Linked DNA regions of Homo sapiens: region 1 is linked to region 2. Evidence: chromatin loops called from intact Hi-C (ENCODE). Cell type or tissue: Caco-2. All regions are shown on one strand. Region 1 overlaps FHIT (fragile histidine triad diadenosine triphosphatase). Region 2 overlaps FHIT (fragile histidine triad diadenosine triphosphatase).

Region 1 (2,500 bases), 110 kb before region 2:
GGGGGTAGGTGGAAGAAGGTAATTCCTAAACTTTCCGCCACTCTCACCAAGAACTTAGCCTCTGCAGTTTAGGGCAGAGGGAATGAGAAATTCTAGTGACCTGTTCCTCAGTGAGATACCATATCCCTTGACTGGAAGCTGAGGGGAAAGGCAGCACCATCTCTTTGGCCACATCTGCCCAGAGTGGAGGCTCCATCTCACAGAGCTACATGAAAGGGATAGATAGCAGGCTGTGTCTGACATGCTACAGACTCTCATGTTCTTAGGGAGATTCTTCAGATTTGCTCACATAAGTGCTTTTGATTTGTCATATTCCATTACAATAATTTCCAGAGACTTTAAATGAGTTTCTTTATATTTTTCATCAGTTATGGATGTTTTCTGGGAAATGGTCCATGGAACACCTTATTCTGCCATTCTGGAAATAAAACTCCAAGAAACTTCTCTTTAAGCCTCTGAGACTTAGAGGTTGCTTATTACTGCAGGAAAGCCTAGTTTAGCATGATGAAAGCCGTGTCTAGTATTAAAGCAGAATTAAAGTCAACTCAAGGAAAGTAAAATGATTTTCCAACTCTATCTTTCTCTGATAGGTTCTTGTCCCTTAAAGCTGAGTAGCCGTCACTGGCCAGATTCTAGAATAATGCCCTTCCTGTTTTTCTTTTGTTCTGTTGTCCCCACTTGATTGCTTTAATGTATCTAGGTAGACTGCCTCTATTAAGAAGTCCCAAGTTAATGTAGGCTACTTGCAGTCTTTGAAACACAGTGCCCATTTAAAGATGACAATCCTAGAATCATAAGAGCAGGGATACAAACTATTTTATTCACTCTAGTATTCTCAGAGCCTAAAACAGTGTCTGGCTAGCCTGACACTTGATAGCTGCTCCCAAAAGGTATTTTTTGAATGACAGTGTCAGGACCTTGCTCCTGTTCCTTTGTTACACTGGCTGCCCTGGGGATCAAAGCGTATGGGAGGGCTATTTGTCTTATGTTATCTTTCTGAAAGTATCCTCCCAGAGACTGGTTCAAACAGGAACCCTACCTGACTCCTATGTCCTAAAGGACTCTATCAATAAAGTATTCCAAGATTCTTCTAGCCAGGAGGTCTGGCTTCATTTTCGAAGTTATCTCAGAAACCTAAAGTGTGTACTCTGGTATCATTAACTGATGTGACACAACTAGTGTGATTCCATCAGTTTTATAAATGACAACCAGTGTGAGGAAGTCGACACCAAAAGAAGACACTACTGGACAGAAGGCAAATGATTTTGAATAATCAGCCTCTACCCTATTCCCCCAGGGAGACTAAAATGCCTAAGCAATGCTCTCGTTGATCACAAAGGATACATGTTTGTCCTCTTGTTTAGAGTTGCAAGAACCCACTCTTTCCAAAGCAATCAAAATCCTATATTAAGGGGACCATGTCTAGAAGCTCTGGAAAATTCCTGGAATAGTAACACAAAAAAGGAGTCACTGTACCACCACCACAAGCCTCTCTGGGAACTAATTGTGTTCTAGATGCAAGAGACACTTAACCCAGCATTTGTCTTAGCAGTGTCTGCCTACTATGTGAGCCTTACGCCATCCCTGAGACTCTGCCAGGCCCCTGCCCATCCACTCAACACTTACAGTTGAACTTTGCCAGGAAATCTAGCTCATCTAGTTCTCCAGCTTTCTAATCCTTCCTCTCACCCAAGACTGACCCACTCCTTGTCCTATCTTGACGTCCCTCTGGTTTATACAGAGTAATTAAATCACTGGTTAATTGATGAATTCAATTAAATCAATGTCTTACCTGAGTCCCTGTTAGGATTCTTTAACCTTTTTTGGAAAATAGCCACATGTCAAATTTACTCACTTCTTCCCAGGTCATTAAAAAAAAAAAAAAAAAAAAAACACACAGAAATAACTGAGTAAAAAACACTCTCAATCTTTGCCCTCTTGGTATCAGCTTTGAGACACCTGGCCAAGTACAGCCTGTGCTAAGTTTCAAAGAGGAGGCAGATAACTTTGAAGATTTTATTTCACAGGGGACAACAGATAAAAGTCTCTGTCAAGTTGTCATTAGATGCTTAATGCTATTCTTGGTGGGGAGCTTGAGGCGCCCCTCCTCCTCTGTAGACTTCTAGCAGATTAGGTTTCAGAGCTTTAATTTGAGGAAGGATTTACAGCTGTGAAGAGGTATAATATCATTTTGATTTGGGTTGTACTAGGCTGGGGAAGCCAGATTACATTTGTATGAAACTGTATTAGACCATATGACTGAAACCACCAAAATCAAATAAAGGGAAAATTTTCCAGAGAGCCTAAAAACAAGAGCCTGTCTTTCCAGCACCTGAGCATTGTTTCACTAACTATTATTCTGATTTACATCTAGGGGATCCATGCAGAAATGCGGAGGGAGATGGCAACAATGCCTGTGCTTGCTGGACCTATCCATTCATTAATCTGTCATCAACCTAATCCAGGGGCCCATCCCCTAGAACAAGAGGAAAAAAATTAA
Region 2 (2,500 bases):
AAAGCAACCATTGAAATTTCCAAACTGAATCTGTACTTTGATTTATTTCAGTGTGGTATAATGTATGGTATAATATATGGCAATGTTTTCCAAGTCTGACTGTACATCACAGTGACCTGGGGGACTTTTGAAAAATAGATTCCCAGGCTCCCCTCCAATTAAGACAGCAGGTCAGAAGGTTGCAACTCAGGAAGCTTTACTTAATGTCTAGAAGTTTCCCAGGATATTCTGATGCATGAACCGTACTTGAAACAATAGTCAGACATTGCTACTTATCAGCTGTGTGATTTGGGGCACTCTGAGCTTGTTTCCTCATCTGTAAAATAGCGGGGAAGTAGGGGAGTGTCACAAGGTCTTAGAAAGGACCACATGAGGGAATGAGTGCAAAATTCTTAAATGATGCCTCAGTAAGTGAAATTATGATGCTAATTACAACGAATGTCCTTAAAAAGCTACTTTTCACTTCCAATAGTCCAGCTTGCAAAACCTTCCTCTATCAGAGAAAAATTTAGTGAAAGAGTAAATGGGCTTCACACCAGGATGATAGCCTGGAAAAATCAAAAGAGACATTGAGACATTGCCCACATAGAAAGCAGGGGAAGAGCATGTTCAGTTTTTCTGAAGGTCTATATTCTTCATTCCTACTGTCCATTTCTCCTGATTAAAAGTCTCTCCCAATAGCTGAGACCATTAACAAATATAAGCCCATCAAATGGTAGCTACCCCACTTTGTAAAATTAGGCTTTTGTGTCTCTCATAGAATAATGTTCTAACACTTCACTACCTGTAATAAAGTATTTGCACCACAAGAAAAAAATGTATTTCATGACCAGCAGGCTACAACCAGCATTCTGCTTTTAGGAACCCATGCGTTTGATTGTATCCTAAGTTGGTAATGAGTCACCACTTTTGCATTTAGTTAAGGACACCAAACAATGACTCTGTGAACCTCAGCTCAGACTGCCCCTGAGTCCTCAGAAGATGCCTAAATATGGACTGTTCTGTAGCGCTTAAGGATATCAAATGACAGTATACCATGACAATCACAACTAATCGAAGTCCCCTGCAGAGTAGTTCCTCATAAAGAGATGGAGATGGAAAAGTAGGAACGTTTTTCAATGCTATGCAGAAGGAAAATAATACCTACTGACCATATTCATCCTTTCAAAGGTCTGCCCTGAAGGCAAGTTGACAACACCCAGGCTTGGTTCTCCCTTTTGGAAGAGCTAACGCTAGGAGAGTTCACCCTTGCTCCCTCTGGCGGGAATCAGCAGAACAGAGCGGGAGGCACTGTGGCATTAGGATTGCAAACCCTGGCTTCGGACACAGTGCTGCTTGAATCAGAATCTACACTGCAGCTGGGCAACTGGCTGAGGTCACATTTTTAGGCTCTGAGCTGCTTTCTCTATTTGCAAAGTGAGAATACACAGCTTCTAAGGTCATAATGCAGATCAAATTATATATAAAGCACTTAACATGTGCTCAGTAAAAAGTCATTGATCTAATTATTGTTGTACTTTATTGTCATTAATATCAAGGGAATGACAGCATAGTGAGTCTCCTAGGGATGCAGGTCAATAGATGTTGAACTGCTATTATGCAGCAGGTACTGTGCTAGGTCCTGGGTAATACCAGAGCAAACAAGATCAACACAATCTGCACCTCCAGGAAGCTTATGGTCTAGTTCAGAGGTAGGAAAAATGTGTTTTGTTTGGCCTGCACCTTGTGTATAAACACAAAACATAGAGCAAACATTTTAAACTTGGATGACTTCACACCACAGTCCAGATTTCTGGCTTCTCTTTGAAAACATCAGAAATTCTGAGAGTAAGGGAGATTTCTGTCCACATGCCAAGCCTTCTAAGTCCCAAAGCACCAACCTTCCACTGGAGAGTGGCCTGCTGGCTCTTCTCATTAAGAAAAATCTCCCTCTGGCTACACATGATGAGGGGCCTGGAGGAATTAAGAGAGATGAGGTAGCTGAGGACACAGGTCCAGGGGACCAGAACTGAAGCAAGGAAGGAGAAAGGAGACTCAGCGCTGGTTCTCTTTCACGGGGTTTTTTTGTCTCTCAGCTCAGCTCGCTCTGTTTGGCTGGACACAGAAAACCCTGGAGGAGAATTCTGATTCCAACTTGCTCTTTGCACAGTTAATTATTTGGAGCTCCCAGAAGGTTGGAGAGAACAATGACTTCCCCTGCAGTGGCAGCTGGACTAGCTTAGTTCCCTTTTCTGCCCCCAGGGGTCAGAACCCAAGGAAGGGGGGCTATTTGTTTTGGCCTTAAACCAAATCTGCCTAGAGACACAGAGCGATGCTCTGACCTGAGACCACAAAAGCTACTATTTCAATGCCTGGTAAAGCTCCTCTCTCTTGCCGTCCACAGCAGTCTACTGACGAAAAACGCGTTTTCCCTATGCAAACTGTTTACTTCTCTCCTTTGCAAATTGGAAGTAATGTAAAAAAAAAAACAAAACAAAACAAAAAAAAAAAAAAACAGAAA

Evidence for each region. Hi-C counts contacts between places; a loop is a spot of excess contacts. Peaks named below come from ENCODE experiments on the same cell type or tissue, not always from the same donor. Only the 100,000 strongest peaks of a DNase experiment are listed, where the experiment ranks them.
Region 1: it touches region 2 in a loop (3-fold over the local background); 2 of 110 quality-filtered maps call a loop at or near these places.

Annotation. Positions count from the first base shown.
Region 1 is chr3:60,629,064-60,631,563 of GRCh38, forward strand. All of the region lies in intron 4 of FHIT (fragile histidine triad diadenosine triphosphatase), which reads right to left. Among named protein-coding and RNA genes, the nearest start is that of MIR548BB, 12 kb to the left of the region's middle. In Caco-2, no CTCF peak of the experiment used is centred here; DNase peaks (open chromatin) are centred at 948 and 2,038.
Region 2 is chr3:60,741,790-60,744,289 of GRCh38, forward strand. The region is part of intron 4 of FHIT (fragile histidine triad diadenosine triphosphatase); the gene reads right to left. Among named protein-coding and RNA genes, the nearest start is that of MIR548BB, 130 kb to the left of the region's middle. In Caco-2, a CTCF peak has its summit at 1,252 (motif pointing left); a DNase peak (open chromatin) is centred at 1,262.